Linked DNA regions of Homo sapiens: region 1 is linked to region 2. A link is an interaction called in ENCODE POLR2A ChIA-PET data of the cell type or tissue named here. Cell type or tissue: endothelial cell of umbilical vein. All regions are shown on one strand. Each heading gives the region's core, and the rest is flanking DNA. Links, peaks and the distances in the headings are about the cores only. Region 1 overlaps CASC15 (cancer susceptibility 15). Region 2 overlaps CASC15 (cancer susceptibility 15).

What was found. ChIA-PET counts read pairs that join two places held together with the same protein. Peaks named below come from ENCODE experiments on the same cell type or tissue, not always from the same donor. Only the 100,000 strongest peaks of a DNase experiment are listed, where the experiment ranks them.
Region 1: POLR2A ChIA-PET joins it to region 2 with 5 read pairs; 5 of 35 experiments call an interaction of 5 or more read pairs at or near these places.

Annotation. Positions count from the first base shown.
Region 1 is chr6:21,705,490-21,709,883 of GRCh38, reverse strand. All of the region lies in intron 2 of CASC15 (cancer susceptibility 15), which reads right to left. Among named protein-coding and RNA genes, the nearest start is that of CASC15, 41 kb to the right of the region's middle. In endothelial cell of umbilical vein, for the core only: no CTCF peak of the experiment used is centred there; a DNase peak (open chromatin) is centred at 2,073; H3K27ac peaks cover 1,059 bases.
Region 2 is chr6:21,760,452-21,764,845 of GRCh38, reverse strand. The region is part of intron 2 of CASC15 (cancer susceptibility 15); the gene reads right to left. Among named protein-coding and RNA genes, the nearest start is that of CASC15, 96 kb to the right of the region's middle. In endothelial cell of umbilical vein, for the core only: no CTCF peak of the experiment used is centred there; no DNase peak of the experiment used is centred there.

The DNA.
Region 1 (4,394 bases), core at 118-4,117, 55 kb after region 2:
TTTTTTGTATTTTTAGTAGAGATGGGGTTTCACCGTGTTAGCCAGGATGGTCTCGAACTCCTGACCTTGTGATCCACCCTCCTCGGCCTCCCAAAGAGCTGGGATTACAGGCGTGAGCCACCACACCCGGCCTCATGCCTAATTTTTTTAGTATGTAAGTGCACATGTGCAGAGTTTCCAATATAATAAACAGAATAATATAAATGCAGAAAATGTACTATGGTATATTTCCACAAATTGCAAGTTCTCTTTCAAAAAATACAAATAGGCCAGGCATGGTAGCTCAGACCTGTAATCCCAGACAAGGCGGGTGGATCACCCGAAGTCAGGAGTTGGAGACCAGCCTGGCCAACATGGTGAAACTCCGTCTACCAAAAATGCAAAAATTAGCTGGGTGTGGTGGTGAGTGCCTATAATCCCAGCTACTTAGTAGGCTGAGGCAGGAGACTCGCTTGAACCTGGGAGGCAGAGACTTCAATGAGCCAAGATCACACCACTGCACTCCAGCCTAGGCGACAGAGAGAGACTCCGTCTCACAAAAAAAAAAAAAAAAAAACAACAACAACAAAAAAACAAATAATGCACAGTCTTTAAAAATCAATTACAGAAGTATGGTGATGTCAATACCAAACAAAATATTATTACATAACTTCCACCTCAATATTGCAAAGTTGGGACCCTAATTCCAAAGATACACACTTAAGCACTATTCTTTTTTTTTTTTTTTTTTTTTTTTTGAGACACAGTCCCGCTCTGTTGCCCAGGCTGGAGTGCGGTGGTGTGATCTCGGCTCACTGCAAGCTCTGCCTCCCGGGTTCACACCATTCTCCTGCCCCAGCCTCCCGAGTAGCTGGGACTACAGGCGCCTGCCATTGCGCCCAGCTAATTTTTTTTTTGTATTTTTAGTAGAGACGGGATTTCACCGTATTAGCCAGGACGGTCTCGATCTCCTGAACTCGTGATCCTCCCGCCTTGGCCTCCCAAAGTGCTGGGATTACAGGTGTGAGTCACCGCGCCCGGCCCTTAAGCGCTATTCTAAACATGTTAGAAATTTATCTCAGTCTCTAAACTTACTCCTTTCCCCTCAATATTACACCACACTTAATAAGTAGAATTTAAACATGAAAAGAAACAGGTTATTCCAGCATTAACTTCATGGCATTTTGGTAAAGTGAGTAAATGTGATATTGCAATGCCAGCCTGTGAAGAGTGCCATAGGAAGCCATCTGCCCACTTAGGTCAGCATCTCAGTAAAGGACATTCCTGGGTGTTGGTAACCACTTTAATTTTCGCTCCTGTACCACTTCAGCTAACTCTCCCCCAGCATTTGTGGTTTGCTGATGGGAGTGATCTTATCCACCCTAAGTCAATTTTCATTCCCAGTCACACTCTTCCTTTAGTTTGAACTACCCATATATTAGTCTTTCATTATAAAATAATGCCCTGCTTTCAGACTCTTGCTCTATTTTGGTACATCCTTTTAAAGTAAAATGCATGCCATTAAAATGCATTTGTTCCATTGAGTCAGATTTTTAGACTCATTATGATGCTCATTGTTGACACAATAGCTTCCTCAGATACACAACAATCTGTCATAAAAGACCCATACTTGGATGGGGGACAAGAGTGTTTTGCAAAGGCTGTCTTCTCAATGCAGTTGCTGTCGAAGACATACGTTAATATCATCCTAGTTAAAGAGTATTTATTCTAAAAAGTGCAGACTATTTAAATAGAAAATGACTTCATGAGCTATTTCTGCAAGTTCAGTTACTTCTGAGAACAGTGTTGTTAGATATTTAGTGGTAGAAATGAGCAGCAGCTAATAGAAGTTAGCATCCAAAGCACCCTACCAGGAGAACATTCTCTGCTCAATTTGACTGTGGCATAGATTCCCAAAGTCATTAATTTTCCATTCTTTACCATAATCAATAAGCATTTCAGGTTTCAAATTACACTGCAGATTTCACTTCAGATTTAAGTGAATGCTTTTCTTGCATCAATAGGAAGGAAACAGCTAATATTAAAATGCCACCAGGTTCAAAAATACTACAGTTGGGTCATTTGTTATAAAAATAAACCTTAAAATAAAAACGTGTTCTTCCCCTCAGAAGTGTTAAAATGACATCTAAAATAGAGGGGTGACACATCCTTACAGAGTGAAGTCATGCTTTATTCTGAATCATGCTTGATAGACTCAGGAAACAAAGTCAATATTCTGAACAATTAAAATGCCAAACTGAGTCTATACCAGCTAACAGAGGATAAAACACAAAATATATTTCAAAATTTCACTGCTATGATATTTCATTTGCTATGCTACCATTTATTCATTTATTTATTTATATTTGAGACAGAATCTCACTCTATCACCCAGGCTGGGGCACAGTGGCACGATCATAGCTCACTGCAGCCTCGACCTCCCAGGCTCTGGCTATCCTCCTGCCTCAATCTCCCAAGTAACTGGGACCACAGGTGCATGCCACCACATCTGGCTAATTTTTAAATTTTTTGTAGAGGCAGGATCTCACTATGTTGCCTAGGCTGGTCTTAAACTCCTGAGCTCAAGCAGTCCTCCCAAAGTACTAGGATTACAAATGTGAGCCACTGTGCCTGGCTATGATACCATGTAAATTCTGATTTCCCTCTTTCTAGAATACAAACTCTAAGGCTCAAATATTTTGAGGGCCATTATATACTTAGAAATATAGAGCTAGGCCAGGAACAGTGGCTTACGCCTGTAATCCCAGCACTTTGGGAGGCTGAGGTGGGCGGATCACAAGGTCAGGAGTTCGAGCAAGCTTGGCCAACACAGTGAAACCCCATCTCTACTAAAAATACAAAAAGTAGCTGGGTGTGGTGGTGCGCACCTGTAATCCCAGCTACTTGGGAGGCCGAGGAAGAAGAATCACTTGAAACCGGAAGGTGGAGGTTACAGTGAGGAGAGATCGAGCCACTGCACTCCAGCCTGGGCAACAAGAGCAAAACTCCATCTCAAAAAAAACAAAAAAGAAAAAGAAATACGGAGCTAGAAAGAACTTTAGAGAAAAACAAAGTCCAAAAGTCCAGAGAGGTTAAGTGATTTGCCTAAGATCAAACACCCAGCTATGACAAAGCAGGACGAAGTTAGAACTTATGTTTCTGTGTGCCTAATTCAGAGATCTCCACATTAGATAATCCTGCTTCCTGTCTTGAAAAAAAAAACGCATCAATAGGTGGTCAGAATCACCCTTGAAAAGAAGAAATAGAAAACCATAAATGGTATTAAGGTAGTATGTATGCTCTGTGCCTAGTAGTTACATTAGCTTTGAAATTAAGCACAAAACATGGTACATAAATTATATCTCAATAAAAATGCTGCATTTTTGTGATCCCATTCACAAAAACATCACCATATATAAAATATCTAGTAATTAACAAGACTGACACAGGGTCTATACAAAACTTTATCTGAAGAACATGAAAGAACACCACTAAAGGGTGGCACATTATTTGTTACTGGATGAGAATAATTATGTAAAAATATCAAATCTCCCAAATGGGTCTAATGTCATCTCCTTCAAAATTATAAGAAAATTCTTGTTGAACCTTAACAAGAATGAGATTAACAAGACTAAAAAAGCTATTTGGAAGATGGAAAGGGGAAAAATATCCAAGATTTTTTTTAATGGAATCAAAGTTTTTTTTTTTTTTAAGTACTGATACTATATATTAAAACAATCCATGAATTTGCAGGGCTTAAAATACCACTACTTGCGCACGATTAGGAAGCAGGGCATTCATTGAAAGAGTACAGAAAGCCTACATATAAAATATCTGAATATATGAGGGGAACTAGCAATTTGACTCAGAGAACAAAGAAGTGTTCAACTTCTTGAATAATTGGTCACTGCTAGAAAAATAATGTTAGCTCTCTACTCTAAGCAATATGGCAATATAAGACCTATGTGAATTAAAGAGTCCAATGTAAAATAAATGAAACAATTTTTTTAAAATAGGCAAACACAATAATTTCCAAATGGAAAAGGACTTTGTAATACCAAAGAGAGAATGCATGAACAAAATTAATCACTCACTATATAAAAATTTGAAAAATCTATATATTAAAATTGGTGTGTGTGTGTGTGTGTGTGTGACAGAGTCTCATGCTGTCACCCAGGCTGGAGTACAGTGGCACGAGCTTGGCTCACTGCAATCTCTGCCTCCCAGGTTCAAGCGATTCTCCTGCCTCAGCCTCCCAAGTAGCTGGGATTACAGGCATCCGCCATCATGCCCAGCTAATTTTTGTATTTTTAGTAGAGATGGGGTTTCACCATGTTGGCCAGGCTGGTCTTGAACTCCTGACCTCAAGTGATCCGCCCACCTTGGCCTCTCAAAGTGGTGGGATTACAGGCGCA
Region 2 (4,394 bases), core at 191-4,190:
GGCTCTGTTGCCCAGGCTGGAGTGCAGTGGCATCATCTCAGCTCACTGTAACCTCTGCCTCCTGGGATCAAGCAATCCTCTCAGCTGTTTGAGAACTCCCAAACAGCTGGGACCACAGGTGTGTACCACCACACCCAACAAAATTTTTTTTTTTTTTGGACAGACGGGGTTTCACCACGTTACCCAGGCTGGGATTACAGGCATGAGCCACCACACCTGGCCTCTTACGTCATTTCTATTGCGGGTCCCTAAAGTAATTTTGAAGAGAAAAAGAAAATCTCTGGGGCGGGGTTACAAGGGAAATGGACAACCTTTATTTCTCCTGTCATCTATCAGATTTGCATGTCTAACATGACAAATTGTCACTAAAGTAGAAAAAGTGTTTCTTTTCAATAAAGGTGTTGGCTAGAACAAATAAAATATTTACAGGATCTTAAAAATGCATATTATTGTTGTGCGAGGTGGCTAATGCCTGTAATCCCAACACTTTGGGAGGCTGAGGTAGGCAGATCACCTGAGGTCAGGAGTACAAGACCAGCCTGGCCAACATGGTAAAACCCCATCTCCACTAAATGTACAAAAATTAGCCGGCGTGATGGTGGGCACCTGTAATCCCAGCTACTCTGGAGGCTGAGGCAGGAGAATCATTTAAACCAGGAAGGTGGAGGCTGCTGCGAGCCAAGATGGTGCCACTGCACTCCAGCCTGGGCGACAGAGTGAGCCTCCGTCTCAAAAAAAAAAAAAAAAAAATTCCTGTTATTCCTATTTTTGCTCTTACTAGGCAACAATTTTTAGACACTTATTCATCATTATCAGAACAATAACCACCCATCTGAAAAGCTAATATATAATCTTTTGCCAATATTTAGTGAATAAATTATGCTGGATCATTTTACACTATACCAACATCATTGATCATTCCTTCTTTACTTCTTTCTCTAATTAAACACACACACACACACATATATATATAAAATAATTTTACTTCAAAAAAAAAAACCTTGGGCCAGGTGCAGTGGCTCACAACTGTAATCCCAGCACTTTGGGAAGCTAAGGTGGGCGGATCACTTGAGCTCAGGAGTTCAAGACCAGCCTGGCCAACATGGGGAAACACTGTCTCTACTAAAACTACAAAAATTAGGCCGGGCAAGATGGCTCATGCCCGAATCCCAGCAGTTTGGGAGGCCGAAGTGGGCAGATCATCTGAGGTCAGGAGTTCGAGACCAGCCTGGCCAACGTGGCAAAACCCCGTCTCCACTAAAAATACAAAAATCAGCCAGGCATGGTGGCATGCACCTATAGTCCCAGCTACTTGGGAGACTGAGGCATGAGAATCTCTTGAACCACCCCGGGAGGCAGAGTTTAGTGAGCCGAGATCCTGCCATTGCACTCCAGCCTGGTCAACAGAGTGAGACTCCAACTTAAAAAAAAAAAAAAAGCCAGTCGTGGTGGCACCTGCAGTCCAAGCAGGTGGGAGACTGAAGCACGAGAATTGCTTGAATCTGGGAGGCGGAGGTTGCAGTGAGCCCAGATCATGCCACTGCACTCCAGCCTGGGTGACAGAGTGGGACTCTATCTTGAAAAAAAAAAGAAGAAAAAGAATCTTACTTCTAATGTCTGCCTACCTTCTGTGAAGTATTTTATTTAAAACAAGTCTTTTCTTATACGAAACTGCAGCATTCTGCCAGAATTCAGTTTTAATGCTACCTCGCTTCTAGCTATTGATTCCTACCCATCATTCCAGGATGAACCTAAGTTATACCTTACTCCCTGAAAGTGCCTCCTCACCCTGAGTACCCCTTTTGAGAAATTCCTGTCGAATTAACTGTTACTGTTATTATTCTGGCCCTGAATCCTAAACTTTTATTCTTAACTCTACAAGTATCCAAGAGTTGTCTCCCCATTCGAATCCGGGTTCCATAGTTTCTGAATGAAGCAATTATGACTTGCTTTTTTCCTTTCTCTCCTTACCACACATACCAGGCATTCAGCCAAAACATCATGAATGAATGAATGAATGAATGAATGAATGAATGAAAAAAAATAAATGAGGGCACACCATACCATTTGAAAATGAGATCTGGCCCAGGCTGGAGTGCAATGGCGCTATTTCGGCTCACTGCAAGCTCCGCCTCCCGGGTTCACGCCATTCTCCTGCCTCAGCCTCCACAGTAGCTGGGACTACCGTCGCCCCCCACCAAGCCCGGCTAATTTTTTGTATTTTTAGTAGAGACGAGGTTTCACCATGTCAGCCAGGATGGTCTCCATCTCCTAACCTCGTGATCCACCCACCTCTGCCTCCAAAAGTGCTGGGATTACAGGCGTGAGCCACCGAGCTCGGCCAAATCTTTTTAAATAAATGTTTTCACTCCCCAAAAAGTTAACTATGTGAGGTAATATGTCCGGAATTGGTGGGTTCTTGGTCTCACTGACTTCAAGAACGAAGCCGCGGACCCTCGCGGTAAGCTTCACAGTTCTTAAAGGCAGCATGTCCGGAGTTTGCTCCTTCTGACGTTCGGGTGTGTTCGGAATTTCTTCCTCCTGGTGGGGTTCGTGGTCTCACTGGCTCAGGAGTGAAACTGTGGACCTTCACGGTAAGTGTTACAGTTCTTAAGGCGGCGCATCTGGAGTTGTTCGTTCCTCCCGGTGGGTTCGTGTTCTCACTGGCTCAGGAGTGAAGCTGCCGACCTTTGCAGTAAGTGTTACAGCCCATAAAAGCAGTGTAGACCAAAAGAGTGAGCAGTAGCAAGATTTATTGCAAAGAGCTAAAGAACAAAGCTTCCACATTGTGGAGCTAAAGAACAAAGCCTCCACATTGTGGAACGGGACCCGAGAAGATTGCCACTACTGGCTCGGGCAGCCTGCTTTTATTCTCTTATCTGGCCCCACCCACATCCTGCTGATTGGTCCATTTTACAGAGAGCCGAGTGGTCTGTTTTCACAGGGTGCTGATTGGTGCGTTTACAATCCCTGAGCTAGACACAAAGGTTCTCCACGACCCCACTAGATTAGCTAGATACAGAGAATGGACACAAAGGTTCTCCAAGTCCCCACCAGAGTAGCTAGATATAGAGTGTGGATTGGTGCATTCACAAACCCTGAGCTAGACACAGGGTGCTGATTGGTGTGTTTACAAACTTTGAGCTAGATGCGGAGTGCCGATTGGTATATTTACAATCCCCTAGCTAGACATAAAGGTTCTCCAAGTCCTCACCAGTCAGGAGCCCAGCTGGCTTCACCCAGTGGATCCCGCACCGGGCCACAGGTGGAGCTGCCTGCCAGTCCCAGTGCCGTGGGCCCGCACTCCTCAGCCCTTGGGTGGTCGATGGGACTGGGCGCCGTGGAGCCGGGAGCAGCGTTCGTCGGGGAGGCTCGGGCGGCACAGGAGCCCACGGGGAGTGGGGGGATAGGCTCAGTCATAGCGGGCTGCATGTCCCGAGCCCTGCCCCACGGGGAGGCAGCTAAGGCCCGGTGAGAAATCAAGCACAGCGCTGGTGGGCTGGCACTGCTGGGGGACCCAGCACACCCTCCACAGCCGCTGGCCCGGGTGCTAAGTCCCTCATTGCCCGGGGCCCCAGGGCCGGTCAGGCGCTCCAAGTGCAGGGCCCGCCGAGCCCACACCCACCTGGAACTCGCGCTGGCCCGCAAGCACCGCACGCAGCTCCAGTTCCTGCCCGCGCCTCTCCCTCCACACCTCCCCGCGAGCTGAGAGGGCCGGCTCTGGCCTCAGCCAGGCCAGGAAAGGGCTCCCACAGTGCAGCGGCGGGCTGAAGGGCTCCTCAAGTGCCGCCAAAGTGGGAGCCCAGGCAGAGGAGGCGCCGAGAGCTAGCGAGGGCTGTGAGGGCCGCCAGCACGCTGTCACCTCTCAGTAATGTACATGTTAATTAGCTTGATTTTCCTTGGCTAGAGTCACAGAGGAAAAAAAAAGTAAAAATTAAATTTTAAAAAATTTAATAAAAAAAGTGAGGTCAACAATTGCATTCTGGGACATACAGCAGGAAGGATAAAGATATGATATAAATATGAGTGTGGCAAGAGATGTTGTCACTGAGATAGACATGTTCCTATCATGAATATGTGTGTATAATATAAAAATAAGGATTAATTTAGCTCCACGCAACCTCCTTTTAAGTAGGCTCCTTTAGATCCCCAAACTGAAACTCCTAAAAGCTACATGTGATTTTTCTTTGTGCATTTGCTATAAGGTCGCAAATCACCCCCACCTGAACATCAGAGTTTTCTAAAAAAGCAAAACCAAAACAACTCCGTACTAGTGCAGTTTGCATGCCTTACTATCATAGTGACAAATGTATACGCATTTTTGTCAAAGATGTAATATTTGATAAACTGATAACAGAAGCTTTCATGCACATAAAGATAATAAACTTCGCATG